5 separate regions of the Homo sapiens genome follow, and all the other regions are linked to region 2. A link is a contact called in ENCODE Hi-C or POLR2A ChIA-PET data. All regions are on one chromosome and are shown on one strand. Each heading gives the region's core, a stretch centred on a gene start or an enhancer-like site at or near the end of the contact. The rest is flanking DNA. Distances are from core to core; before and after follow the strand shown.

Region 1 (2,700 bases), core at 34-2,533, 800 kb after region 2:
CATTGCACTTGAGCCTGGGCAACAAGAGCGAAACTCCGTCTCAAAACAAACAAACAAACAAACAAAAAATTATTCTCTGGAAATTCTGGGTAACGTCAGTGGATTACATCAATGTTAATCTTCTGGTTGTGGTATTATATACTACAATCACCAGCTGAGGTAACCAGGTGAAAGGTACACAAGATCTCTCAATTTTATTTCTTGTAACTACATATGAATCTAAAGTCTATCTAATTAAAAGAGAAAAAGATTTTCAGAAAAAAAGCATTTTGTGAACATACTTCAACATTGTGTACAACTATAGCTACTTCCTTGGCATAAATACCAAAAAGTGGGATTTTGAGTCAAAATGAGACTGTGGTTAAGTACCTGCAACATCCTGTAGACCCTGTGACGTTAGTACTTGGAATGAGAGCGGGACTCACGGGGCATAACTGCTACCTGTACATTGTTTACAATGCAGCAAGCAAGGGACACCGAATAGCAGCTCCGGCAGCCTGTGCTAGCGGCCTGCAGAGAATTCCAGGTGACGCTCCAGAGGGGCTAGGAGAGGATACCCTTCTGAGGACAGCCATGGCTCGCCCGGCATCACCCCACTCAAGAGGCCAGACGGGGTCCCAGCTGGGGTGACACAGCTCCTTTCCCAGTCGGGAAGGGGCGTCTGCAGGGACCAGGAAGGGCTTAGCTTGGGGCTGCCCGCTCCGGCACCGACCTGGGACGCGCCCTGAGGCCCCTGCCTGGGACCGTCCCGGACTACATTTCCCAGAGACCATCCAGGAGTACGCCGTGCTGCATGCTGGAACACGGGGCTTGGGGCTCTGGTTTCCCCCGACGGCCCCGCGTCCTCTTCTAGCCTCACCCTCTCCCGAGGCCCCAGCGTTGGGGGACTACCGGGTGCGTCTGCGGCTTTGGGAGAGTGGGAGGAGGGAAAGGGATGGGAGGGGTGCACGCACACGTGTCAGTGTGTCCGCGTGTCAGCATCTGTGCAGGCGCACGTGTGTGTCGGGCTCTGTTGTGTCTGCACATGCGTGTCGGCATCTGTGCGTGCGCACACGCCCGTCAGGGTCTGTGTGCCCGCACAGGCACGTCAACAGCTGAGCACGCTATGTATCGGGGGTCTGTGTACGCTCACATACGTGTCGGGGTCTGGGTACGTGCACATACGTGTAGGGGTCTGTGTGCACATGCGTGTCGGGCTCTGCTGCTGTCTGCGCGCTGCGGCCGCTGGGTGCGCGTGCGCATGCGCGCTGGCCTCCAGGGGGTGGCGGGACCGAGTGTGTGACGCACTTGCGTGGGAGTACGAGGCTGACGCGGCGGCCCTGTCCCCGTAACTGTGACACGGGTGCACGCGAGCGTCATTGGGGGCGATGGGGGCCGTGCTGGGTGCGCGTTTGCACCAGTGACGCAGCCGCTGCATCTCCGCCAGTCCGCGCAGGTGAGATTGGTGCGCGTGGCTCCGAGGGGAGACGGGCACGGGGCTTCTGACGGTGACGCACTTGCTGGAGAGTGTGGGGTGACACAGCCGGGCTCTCCCCATAACTGGTGACCGGGGGTGCTCCAGAGGCTTTGGGTCAACGCAGCCCGTGCCTGTGAACCTCGGCGGTGCGTCCCTGGGACTCTGCTCCGTGAGGTGCGCTCTGGGGGTTGTGCGGGGGCAGCGGTCGGGACGGGTCTCCGTGGCCCACGGATGCACCTCTGCACCGTGTGGGGTGGTGGGGCCCGTAGCATGGCCGTGCTGGGCGTTAGTGGGTATGAGGGGCGCAGATGTGTCTCAGGACAGAGTGAGCTGTGGTGAGGCTGAGCTGTGCAGACTTGTGCTGGGATGGGTGATCGGGCCTTCTGGGTGACGCAGGTGTGTGTGACAACACAACCTGTAGCTTCAGCGTCTCTGTGCTGGGATGGATGATCGGGCCTTCTGAGTGATGCAGGTGTGTGTGACAGTGCAACTTGTAGCTCCAGCGTCTCTGCTGCTTCCCCTGCCTTCACCTCCTAACCAAGCGGTACCTGCCTGAGAACAAGGGCCGCGGAGGGACGTGAGCGCCTGAGCCTCGCCTGGAAATTCACCAGCAAGAAGGCAGAAACAGCCATGAGGTGACGCTTTCAGAGCCAGAAGTGCTGTGCATGCAGGCCACCTGAGTGACAGGGGACGGTGGCCTCAGGAGTAGAATTCCTCCTGTAGAGGGACAGGTCCCTGATGTGGGAGACAGGGAGGGGGGCAGCTCCACGCGTCATCATCTCAATCGCCACAGCGTGCTCTTCAGGAATCTCCCAGAAACTCCATCTCGGGGCCTCGTATTTCTCATTGGTTTTATTAGGTATGGCAGGTGTTACCCTTCCGGTTCTGTTTTCCCCAGGCCAGCATCCTTCAGAAAAAGCATCCCCGAGGAGGAAGACGAATCGTTAAACATCTGAAAGGGTCAGGTGAGTATCCTTTTTTTTTTATATTAAATGATATGTGTTTATAAGACTTAAGACCAAACATTAAAGGTAGATGACCAAGATTTGAGTCCTGTTTCTGCCTCTTAGCTTTTTGAGCCTTCTGAAGATAGGCTTGTGAGGAGGGTGAAATGCATTAACACGCATAAAACCCATAGACGCGCACCCCTGAGTGGGAGTGCACAGTGAGTGCTGCTGTTTTGTGCTAAGTCTGGATGTCTGTACATCAGGAGCAACGTACATATGAAGGTAACTGGGATGGGT
Region 2 (2,700 bases), core at 92-2,591:
CTGGGATTCTGCTCTTCATTTTGTACCCCTCTCCTCTCCTGCTATTCATCCCCTTCTTCCCTTTATTCCTTCTCTTCCACCTCTTCTCCTCCATCCTCACAACTTATTTAACCTCTTATTGCTCCTTCTCCCCAATCTTTCAATCGTCCTCAATCTCCATCTATTTCTGCCTCTTCTCCCATCTCTGCGCCTCCTCTGCTCTCCCTGTTAAATTCCATCTTCCCCGATATACTCCCTTGTCCCCACTCTGTGTCTCCCCAGATCCCAGCTGTCCTCTCTGCTGTGGTTCTCCCTCTGTTCTCCTTGACACAAGCACCACTCTGCTCTGTCTGCCCTGGCTCCAAATCCTTCCCTCTCTCCCTCACTCTGATGAGTCTCCCTCTTTGCTGCCACTCCCCCTACCTTGTGATCCTTCATCTCTCTGTACATCTATCTAGCCTTTCTCTACATTTCTCCGGTTGCTTTTCTCCTCCTGCTTTCTTAGGTTTTTTTTTTTTTTTTTCACTTCTGCCATCTCTTGGCATATCCCTCACCAATCCTCTATTTTGCCATCTGTTATGGGCCTTTCTTATTCTTCTTTTCTCTGCCTCAGGTTTTCTACTGCTCTCTGTCTCCTGATTCCTTTGGCCCACACAATCGCAACACGGTTTGGAGTAAGACGCCTGCATCCCGGAGGAGCGCATTTTCCACGCCCTGGAGCTCCGCAGGCAAGAATACCCCGTGCCGCAGGACAGGCCCCTGGGACCTCCCCAGTGCAGGTTCAATGAAAGCGGTGACTGCGGAGGGGAGACCTGGGGAGCAGCAGGCCCCGGCATGAGGAGGAAGGTGCGGGGCGGGGGGGGGGGGCGCGACGGCGCCTTAGGACCAGGATGGGGTCTGCAGGATCCCAGGACCTGGCAGAGGACTCGGCCTCCCCGGGACTGGGGCTGCGGCGCGGCGCTCCCGGGGCTGAGGAGGGGGAGGCTGGGAGGCGCCCTGGGCAAGAATCCACATCGCGGGTGAAGACTTTAAAAAGCGCGGGGCGCGAGGAGTCAGAACAAGGTTTTCAGCAGGAAAACTACGCAACAGAAAGTGTATACATTGACCTATAGCAGAAAGACCGGGGACGAGACCAGCCTCAGGACGACTTTAAACCCAAAAGGAAGCGACCCTCGGGCTCTCACGGGGATGTCTCAATTTGCTCTGGGCAAAGGAAGACGCCGGAGAATTTCCAGGTCTGTGGGGACCCCACGTCCCAGGGACAGAAGCCCTGGGAACCTAGTTAGCGCAGACTTAATACAACACAGAGCAAAACTCACCGCGGCGATATGACCTACACTCCACCCGATCCGCTTCCGGGTTTGCGTTAATCTGCGCGCGCAGGACAAAAGCCAGGCCTGGGCGGGAAGTGGGAGGTAGGCGGGGCCTGGGCGAGGTAGGGGCGGGGCGCGAGGCGGAGAGACCTTGCCTTTTAGAACCGGCAGAGGGCAGGGCCGGGGCGGGATCTGCGCGTCTCTCAGCCTCGCTCCCAGCGTCTCTGTTTTCAGGTTTTGGAGGCGAGAGCGCCAGAAAGTCTGAGGCATGATACAAAAGCCCTGTTGAGAGAAGAGAGAGACCCTCTGACATTGTTTTATATTGTTTTATAGTCAGTAAAAACAACAGGAAGTAAAACCAAAGACAGGCAGCCCCGCGCCAGGCCCGAAACCAGGCCTGGATCCGCCTGGCCTAAACCCAGTAGTTAAAAATCAACTTATGATTTAGAAGCTGATGTTAGGCATAGATTCCAGACATTGTATAGAAGAACACGGTGAAACTCCTGCCCTGTTCTCTCTCTCCCTGATCACCGGTGCATGCAGCCCCTGTCACGTATCCCTTGCTTGCTCAATCAGTCACTATCCTTTCATCTGAAATCTTTAGTGTTGTGAGCCCTTAAAAGGGACAGAAATTGTGCACTCGGGGAGCTTGGATTTTAAGGCAGTAGCTTGCCAATGCTCCCAGCTGAATAAAGCCCTTCCTTCTACAACTCGGTGTCTGAGAGGTTTTGTCTGCGACTCGTCCTGCTACACTGTAATTGTCTGGAACAGGGATACAAACTAGAATGTGAAATGCAAAGCCCTGCCTGGGCGGTATGTACCATGTCATGCTGAGGTCCCACAGAACAGATAGATATCCTCTCCCTTTCTATTGTCCATTCACTCCGGAAGGAGACTCCGCCCTGTGCTCAGCTTCAGAGACTTCCCTGAAGCCACCGCCTGGAATGCCGGACGGAGTGCTCAGGCCGAGAAGGAGTGAGGTCACCACCTGCTGCTTAAAGACAGCAGAGGCGCGGGGGCGGGAGCCTGAGGTCCCAGCTACTCAGGAAGCAGCGGCGGGAGGATCCCTGAGCCTCGGGTTCCAAGCCAGCCTGAGCGACAAAATAACGCCCACTGCCGCGGTCTCCCTTTCTTGTCTCTCTCTCTCTCTTTTTTTTTAAAAAAAACTTTCGCAAATAAAATTTTTGATTGTGTGACATAGGGATCCAACATTATTCTTTTCCATGTGGATATCCAGATAGTTGTCCTAGCACATTTATGGAAGAGATCTATTACTTTCTTGTATTATTATTATTATTATTATTATTATTATTATTATTTTTGAGACAGAGTATTTCTCTGTTGCCCAGGCTGGAGTGCAGTGGCGAGATCTCGACTAAATGCATCCTCTGCCTCCTGGGTTCAAGCG
Region 3 (2,700 bases), core at 39-2,538, 730 kb before region 2:
AGGGGAGTCAGAAAGCAATACACTGCAATAAAAGTAATAGTCTAGATTGAAGATTAAAGGCAGGAAAAACAAAATTCATGGATAAATGGATAATCATAAAATGTTCCTAAAAATAATACCTAAACATTTTAAAACATTTCACTTCTATCCAAATGTACGCATAAACTTAATGTGAATGCACTTATAGTACCACCGGCTCAAACAGTAAAAACAACTTCTAAATGTTTATTACATAATATAAAGCGAAAAAGATAATAGTACCATTTACATAATTTATCTGAATTATGAATATTAAGCACATAACATACACGTCTAAAATTGAAATATTCTGAAAATTTGACAAAGGTTATCTTTGAGTAACCGAGCTTACCATGGCAGAGATGTTATCTTACTTGTGTCAGAAAGAACCTGAAAAGAAATATCCAAGAGGATACGCTGGAAACTTGCAGGACAAAGGGTAGAAGCCGCATCTTAAATATAAAACATACTACTTTTAGGTATGCTAGATGACTGATCTCGCCAAAAACTTCCATTTCTGAGGATTCAAGACCAAGGGGTGATGGAAGGTGCCAAAGGGGATTTAAAAACCAGTCGTGGAGAAGGGTCTTGGGCAGAAGGGGAATGCTAATGAGCATCAATTCTGTTCCAGCAGCCAGGGCTGGGGCTAACCCATCACCTGCCATGGTTCCCAGGCCTCCAGAGCTGCAGCCCACATCGGAATCTGTGGCGCTACCACCACCGCCACCGGGATTAATTCCAAAACCTGGATCAGAAACCTCCGTACCTTAACCCCCAAGACAGTTCCTCAATCATTTAGTCCCAAACAAAACCTGAACCATAAACCGATTCGCTGACAAAACAAACCCTCCAGTTCGCAATCACTGAGCCCCGCCAAAGGACAACACCAAAGACACCAGAATGTGACTTGGGCACTCAGTAGCGGATCTCTAGAGATCTTTAACCACAAACTACACGAGGACCCTGTGACTGGTCCCAGAGGTACCCCGATCACACACACACACACCCTATCACGGACCTCTTGTAGTTCCCCTGCGATAGGAATCGGACCCACGCTAAGCTCCTGAAAGAATTCCACTGGCGTCGCCAAACGCTGGCGCCGACAGATACCAGTCCATCACCACTGTCCACGAACACGCCCAGCCACGGACAGAATTTCCTCCCCCGTCACCACAGCGACCACCCAGTGACTGAACTTACTTCCCAGAACTTGGTGGGCTCCGGCCTCATCTCTCGGCCTCCTCAGTGCCTGACGGCGACTATCCAGGGTCGGAGGCGTTCCCAGCGTTTGCGCAGATGCAAGATGGCCGCGCCCTCGTCGCCTTGGCTCCATGGGGGCCGCCATCTTTGAGTATCTGACGTACACAAGGCAAAGGGCGCGTTTTGGCGCTGGTGACCGGGGGTGACCGGGGGTGACCGGGGATGGCCGGGAAGATGAAAGAGCACTGAAACTGTCCCATTTCCTGGCACCTCAACCCTTCATAAATACGGGTCCATATACAGAGGCTCCAGTTTACACAAGACAAAAATGGCGTGGAGGTAAATCCCTTTCAGCAGCTGAATAGAAGGCTAAGATGGCCGCGACGTTTACACTTTGTACAAAGGTTAGGAAACAGTTCCTTGTGAGGGAAAAGGAGAACCGGCCGAGAGGGGACACTTCGGCCAAAGCCAGATTTCTAACAAAGTAGCTTGAAGCGCCTTTTGAACGCAGAAGAGGGCTGTTAGCTACGCTGACGGAACAGGGGTAGCAGTCACAGACTAGGTAATGAAAACGGTTGGAACGTGCCAAAATTATGTTGGGTGAAAGGCATGGGGAAAAGCCAGTAAAAGCCAGAAAGTATAGTTCCCAAGGCGGAGGGGAGAGCCTGGGACCCAGGTGGAGCCAAATATGAGGGCTGGACTCAGGAGAAGTGGCCAGAAATTAAGGGAACAGGACCACTTCAGTGAGAAAAAAAAGGTTGGGAAAGAGGCCGGGCGCGGTGGCTCACGCCTGTAATCCCAGCACTTTGGGAGGCCGAGGTGGGCGGATCACCTGAGAGCGGGAGTTCGAGACCAGCCTGACCAACATGGAGAAACCCTGTCTCTACTAAAAATACAAAATTAGCCAGGCATGGTGGCGCATGCCTGTAATCCCAGCTACTCGGGAGGCTGAGGCAGGAGAATCGCTTGAACCCGGGAGGCGGAGGTTGCTGTGGGCCAAGATGGCGTCATTGCACTCCAGCCTGGGCAACAGGAGCAAAACTCCATCTCAAAAAAAAAACAAAAGAAAGAAAGGTTAAGAAGGAGATCACGTTATACTACGTGTGCCAACCGCGAATAGTATGTGCAAAGTCATGGCAATGCTGAACTGTAAATATAAATCCAACCAAACTTCCTATATTAGAAGAATGAGAGAAAGGAAATGCCTGTGTGAATCTATGTGTGTGATATAGGTATCAGTATATAAATATACAGAGAAATTGTCAAACTATTTTTCAGAGTCAAGTTCGTGTTCCATTTGCTCTTCTCACCCTTGGTATATGAGAGTTTTTCTTTTTTTTTGTTTTTTTTTTGTCTCTTTTTGAGGCAAGGTCCACTCTGTTGCCCAGTCTGGAGTGCCTGGGGAGATCACAGCTCACTGTAACTTGGAACTCCTGGGCTCCTGAATAGCTGGGACTACAGGTGGGCACCACCACACCTGGC
Region 4 (2,700 bases), core at 1-2,500, 600 kb after region 2:
CAGTACCCGTATCTCGGTAGGAAATTAAATATTTCAAACATCAAATAATTCCAATGTAAATGTATGGATCTTTAAATAATTCTGAGCCTTGAAAGGAATGTGGTCATGCAAGCTGAGTCCAGTGGTATGCAGGCGCAACTTCTAAGAGTTTTCCTGGCCAGACGCGGTGGCTAACGCCTGTAATCCCAACACTTTGGGAGTCCGAAGCAGGTGGATCACTTGACGTCAGGAGTTCGAATCCAGCCTGGCCAACGTTGTGAAACCCAGTCTCTACTAAAAATACAAAACTATTAGCCAGGCTTGGTGGCGCGCGTCTGTAATCCCAGCTAGTTGGCAGGCTGAGGCAAGAGAACTACTTTAACCCGGGAGGTGAAGGTTGCAGTGAGCCGAGATCTCGCCACTGCACTCCAGCCTGGGTGACAGAGAAATACTCTGTCTCAAAAAAGAAAAGAAAAGAAAAGAAAAATCTAAATATAAAAATGAAAGTAATAGATCTCTTCCACAAATGTGCTGGGACAACTAACTGGATATCCACGTGAAAATGAATAATGTTGGATCCCTAACTCACAAAATCAAAAATTTTATTTAAAGAAATTTTAAAAAAGGAGAGAGAGAGAGACGAGGAAGGGAGCGCTGCCGGAGGAGGTGTTACTTTGTCGCCCAGGCTAACTTGGACCCCCCCCCCGGCTCAGCGATCCTCCTGCCACTGCTTCCTGAGTAGCTGGGACCTCAGGCTTTCGCCCCGCGCCCGCATCTCTGCTGTGTTTAAGCAGTAGGTGGTGACCTCACTCCTCCCTGGCCTGAGCACTCCGTCCCGCATCCCAGGGGGAGGCCCTAGGGAAATCTCTGAAGCTGAGGACAGGGTGGACTCTCCTTTCCCAGTGAATGGAGAATAGAAAGGGAGAGGATTTCTATTCTGTTCTGTGGGCCGTCAGCATGAAATCGTATGTTCCACCCAGGCAGGGCTTTGCATTTCACATTCTAGTTTGCATCCCCGTTTCAGACAATTCCAGGGCTTTTGAATCATGCCTCAGCCTTCCTGTCCGGTCTCGCCTCCAAAGCTCGAAAACAAGAGGCGCTGGGAGCGAGGTTGAGAGACGCACGGGTCCCACCCCGGCCCCGCCTTCTGCCAATTCTAAAGGGGAAGGTCTCTCCGCTTCGCGCCCCGCCCCTACCTCGCTCAGGCCCCGCCTACCTCCCCGCGGGTCCCGCCCAGGCCTGGCTTCTGTCCTGCGCGCGCAGATTCGCGCAAACCCGGAAGCGGATCGCATGGAGTGATGGTCCCACCGCAGCGGTGAGTTTTGCTCTGTGTTGTGTTAAGTCTGCGCTTCCCAAGTCCCCGGCGCTTCTGTACCTGGGACGTGGGGTCCCCATAGACCTGGAAATTCTCACCCGTGTTCCTTCACCTAGAGCAAATTTAGACGTCCTCGTCAGAGTCCAGGGGTCGCTTCCTTTTGGGTTTAAAGTCGCCCTGAGGATGGTCCCTTCCCGAATCTTTCTGCTATAGGGCAATGTATACACTTCCCATCGCGTAGTTTCCCTGCTCAAAACCTTTTTCTGACTCCTCCCGACCCGCACTTTTTAAAGTCCTTACCGCGAGGCGGATTCCCGCCCTTGGCGCCTCCCAGTCTTGTCTTAAGGCGCCGTCGCCCCCCACCTCCCTCCTCGTTCCAGGCCCTTATGCTCCCCAGGTCTCCCCACCGCAGTCACCGCTTACCCTGAGCCCGCGTTGGGGAGGTGCCCGGGGCTGTCCTATGACACCGGGTGTTCTTGCCTGCCCTGCACCAGCCCCTGGAAAATGCGCTCCTCCGGGATGCAGGCGTCTTACTCCAAAGCCCTCCTGTGATTGTGTTGGCCAAAGGGATCAGGAGACTGAGAGAGAGAGCAGTAGAAAACCTGAGACAGAGAAAAGAAGAATGAGAAAGACCATAACAGATGGCAAAGTAGAGGATGAGTGAGGGATTTGCCAAGAGAGAGCAAAAATGAAAAAAACAAAACAAAACAAAAAACAGCAGGAGGAGCAGATCCCAGGGAAAAAGAAAACAAGAGCTAGAGAGAGAAGGGGAGAATGAGAGATATGTACAGAATTAGGGAGGGAAGCACAGTAATGAAGAAAGGGGGGCTGGGCGCAGTGGCTCACGCCTGTAATCCTAGCACTTTAGGAGACTGGGGCAGAGGGATTGCTTGAGTCCAGGAGTTCAAGACCGGCCTGGGCAAAATAGTGAGACCCCCCCCCCCATCTCTGTCAAAAAAAAAAAAAATTTAACTGGGCGTGATGGTGCACACCTGTAATCCCAGCTGCTCTGGAGGCTGAGGCAGGAGGATCACTTGAGCCCAGGAGGTCCAGGCTGCAGTGAGCAGAGATCATGCCACTGCACTCCAGCCTGGTCAACAGAGCAGAGCCTGTCTCAAAAGATTAAAAGGGGTGGGGGACTTTGGGTTCAGATGAGTGGGTGAGTTCATTGGATATGATTAGTTGTGATATGTTGACTTCTGTTTATATAATCTAATAACTTAGAACTTGTTTAAATTATACAGATGATATTGAGAATTTTAAAATTCCTATCTATAAGACACATACATTCTGTAAATCTTGGCATTAGAGGTCAGCTTCCACTTGGAATCCCTATTCAGCCAGAGGGTAGTGACTTAATTCAATTGTGAGAGCCTCTCTTCCCTCTTCCCATGGTGAGGTAGGAA
Region 5 (2,700 bases), core at 48-2,547, 560 kb before region 2:
TCCCTCTCTGCTCTCCTTGTTAAAATTCCCTCTTACCTGTTACACCTCCTTTGTTCCCACTCTCTAGCACCCCCAACTCCCTAGGCTTCCTCCCTGCTGTGGTTCTCCCTCTACTCTGCTTGTCACCCACTGCCCTCTCTCCCTCTCTTTCAGTCCCAGCACCACGTAGCTCTGTCGGCTGCGGCTCCAACTCTTTCACCTTCTCCCCACTGTCTGTCTGCAGTGCCTCCTCCTTTGCCGCCCCACTCTATTTTGCTGCCTTTCATCTCTCTGAAGGTCCCCCTTTTTTTCTAAATTTCTCTGTGTGCTTTCCTCCCCCTGCTTCTTTCTCCATTCGTTCTCTTTCACTCTTGCTGTCTCTTTGCAAATCCCTAAATTATCATCCATTTTGCCGTGTATTTATGGGTCTCCCTCATTCTCTTCTATTCGGTCTTTCCTTTTGCTCCGTCGCTCCCCTTCTTTTCCTCTCCTGATCCCTCTCACCCACACATTCAGTAAGAAAGGGGAGGAATAGGATGCCCACCTCCCGGAAAAGCATATTTTCCAGTGGAGTAAAATTTGGGAAGGAAGAACACTGGGTGTCACAAGACTCAGGTGACCTCCCCCAAGGGGGGGATCGAGAAAAGCAGTGGCTGTGAAGGGGAAGCCTGGGGAGCGAAAGGACCCGGCGTGAGGAGGACACAAGGTGGCAGGGGGTACGGTGTCTCAGGACAGGGAGGGTCTGCAGAATCCCAGGACCTGGGAGGAGAAGCGACTCCTTCAGGAGCCGGACGGCGGGCGCTCCCCTCCAGGGGCTGACGACGGAGAAGCTCCGGGGTCGCAACGGGCGGGAATCCACCTCCCGAGTGAGGACTCGACTTGGCGCAGGGCCGAAGCAGAGGTCAGTAAGGGTTTTAAGCAGGAACACGACCTGAGTGGGGTTGTCTACATGGTCCTAAGGCAGAAAGGCAGGGAGCAAGGAACAGCCTCAGAGAGATTTTTAAACCGAAAGGGAAGCAATTATCAGACTTACTTGGGGCGAAGGGGCTGTTGCTGGTATTTTAAGGTCCGTAGCGATCCCCAGGAAACGGGTATGGACAAGGGAAGACTGCCAAGTGCACGTTCGATTCAGGCAGACGGGGCGAAGCAAATGTTTAGTCCAGGTAGACGGAAACTGACGCGCAGCGCTGTGATCTTTTCCCCGCGCGATCTGCTTCCGGGTGTGCAGGAAGCTACACGCCCTGAGAAAAAAGACTGAGAGACCTGGGGCGGGAGAGGGGCCTGGGCGGGGTGCGACCCGCAAGGGAAAGGGCAGAAAGACTGGCCAGATTTGGGAACCCTGAAAGGGTGGGGCAAGGCTGATGCGGTAGTGGGCGGGGCCAGGTGGGCTAAGCGGGACGGGCGGTGTGGGCGGGACCTGTTTGGTGGGCGGGGCCTGTTATTCGCTCTGCCTTCCACCCAGCAAGTCTTTGTTCTCCCGATTTAGGAGTATTTGTGACTATTTCTTGTCCTGTGAAGCAGCGTTGCTTCCTGCCTATTTTAAGTTAATGTTTTAGACTTTAAGGTCAAAGCTTAAAGTTGTGGTCCACTTCTGTTGGAAACTAAGATGTTTTCTTCTTGTCAAGTTGAACTGATTTAAGTCAAAATCGATTTTTGCGAGCCTGGTGGACTCCATCGGGTCTTGCCAGTGAGGCTGAAGCCAGTTAAGGCTGAAGTTACTCAGTAGTCAGGGAACTAGGATCTCCGTGAAGATCTGATGTGCAGCCGTGGCTGGATCCAGGAACCCTGAAGACATTATGCTAAGCGAAATGTGCTAGACACAGAAAGACAAATCCTGCATGTGCTTACTTACATGTGCAATCTACAAACATCAAAATTACAGTAACAGAGTAGAAGGGTGGTTTCCAGGGCTGACGGTCTATCCTGTGCCTGTCCCACCATTGTATTTTGGAAGCAAATAGCTTCTTTGGCTTCACAGTTTCACAGCTGGACAGAAATTTTGCCTCAGGATGAACCACACTTTGAGTCTCACCCATATGTGATTCAGATAATATTTGGGTAATATTTGGGCCTTAGAGTTTGATACTGAAATGGATTAAGACTTTTGAAATGGGCCAGGAGCAGTGGCTCTGGCCTGTAATCCCAGCTCTTTGGGAGGCCAAGGTGGAAGGATTGCTTGAGCTCAAGAATTCAAGACCAACCTGGGGCAACATAGTAAGACCCTTGTCTCTACAAAAAATACAAAAATTAGCCAGGCATGGTGGCTCACGCCTATAGTCACAGCTATTTGGGAGGCTGAGGTGGGAGGATCTCTTGAGCCCAGGGGATCAAGGCTGCAATGAGTTGTCTTTGCACCACTGAACTGCTGCCAGGGCAACAGAGTGAGACTCTGTCTCAAAAAATAATAATAATAAGACTTTTGAGATGTTAGGATGGGGGTGAAGGGATCTTGCATGTGAGAAGGACATGAATTTTGGGAGTCCAGAGTACAGAATGTTATGAGCTGAATCACGTCCCTAAAAAATCATTGTTGGCCAAGCGCGGTGGCTCATGCCTATAATCCCAGCACTTTGGGAGGCCGCGGCGGGCGGATCACAAGGTCATGAGATCGAGACCATCCTGGTTAACACGGTGAAACCCTGTCTCTACTAAAAATGCAAAAAATTAGCCGGGCGTGGTGGCGGGTGCGTGTGGTCCCAGCTGCTCCGGAGGCAGAGGCAG

The links. A loop is a pair of places that touch in the nucleus more often than their neighbours do. ChIA-PET counts read pairs that join two places held with the same protein, here RNA polymerase II (POLR2A). Pooled maps may share reads with other maps.
Region 1: a loop to region 2 is called in a pooled map, with 6 times the contacts of the local background. The contact joins the promoter of ZNF331 here to the promoter of ZNF611 in region 2. A Hi-C loop is called at or near these places in 1 of 168 maps with a recorded cell type or tissue (CD4-positive, alpha-beta memory T cell) and 7 of 50 pooled maps.
Region 3: a loop to region 2 is called in a pooled map, with 10 times the contacts of the local background. The contact joins the promoter of ZNF615 here to the promoter of ZNF611 in region 2. A Hi-C loop is called at or near these places in 8 of 50 pooled maps. POLR2A ChIA-PET finds 5 or more read pairs at or near these places in 2 of 52 experiments (H1 and naive thymus-derived CD4-positive, alpha-beta T cell).
Region 4: a loop to region 2 is called in a map of MCF 10A, with 20 times the contacts of the local background. The contact joins the promoter of ZNF845 here to the promoter of ZNF611 in region 2. A Hi-C loop is called at or near these places in 1 of 168 maps with a recorded cell type or tissue (MCF 10A), 1 of 37 single-sample maps with no recorded cell type and 16 of 50 pooled maps. POLR2A ChIA-PET finds 5 or more read pairs at or near these places in 2 of 52 experiments (GM10248 and H1).
Region 5: a pooled map shows a loop between it and region 2 (14-fold over the local background). The contact joins the promoter of ZNF836 here to the promoter of ZNF611 in region 2. A Hi-C loop is called at or near these places in 1 of 168 maps with a recorded cell type or tissue (naive thymus-derived CD4-positive, alpha-beta T cell) and 12 of 50 pooled maps. POLR2A ChIA-PET finds 5 or more read pairs at or near these places in 1 of 52 experiments (WTC11).

The regions. Positions count from the first base shown.
Region 1 is chr19:53,536,862-53,539,561 of GRCh38, forward strand. It overlaps ZNF331 (zinc finger protein 331), which reads left to right and starts at 1,284. Exons shown (of 6, transcript NM_001079906.2): 1 at 1,284-1,435; 2 at 2,355-2,421. RefSeq lists enhancers at 1,012-1,528, 1,314-1,363.
Region 2 is chr19:52,733,703-52,736,402 of GRCh38, forward strand. It overlaps ZNF611 (zinc finger protein 611), which reads right to left and starts at 1,342. Exons shown (of 6, transcript NM_001161499.2): 1 at 1,299-1,342. It overlaps LOC124904760 (a long non-coding RNA gene), which reads left to right and starts at 329. Exons shown (of 2, transcript XR_007067328.1): 1 at 329-758; 2 at 1,092-2,002. RefSeq lists enhancers at 1,330-2,315, 1,628-1,757 and a silencer at 1,378-1,447.
Region 3 is chr19:52,006,923-52,009,622 of GRCh38, forward strand. It overlaps ZNF615 (zinc finger protein 615), which reads right to left and starts at 1,289. Exons shown (of 7, transcript NM_001199324.2): 1 at 1,219-1,289; 2 at 371-408. LOC124904755 (a long non-coding RNA gene) reads left to right here and starts at 1,376. Exons shown (of 2, transcript XR_007067321.1): 1 at 1,376-1,557. RefSeq lists enhancers at 1,050-1,659, 1,720-1,799.
Region 4 is chr19:53,332,499-53,335,198 of GRCh38, forward strand. ZNF845 (zinc finger protein 845) reads left to right here and starts at 1,251. Exons shown (of 4, transcript NM_138374.3): 1 at 1,251-1,294. RefSeq lists enhancers at 367-1,231, 1,330-1,379, 1,650-1,739 and a silencer at 1,040-1,259.
Region 5 is chr19:52,170,324-52,173,023 of GRCh38, forward strand. ZNF836 (zinc finger protein 836) reads right to left here and starts at 1,298. Exons shown (of 5, transcript NM_001102657.3): 1 at 1,013-1,298. RefSeq lists an enhancer at 697-836 and a silencer at 1,417-1,466.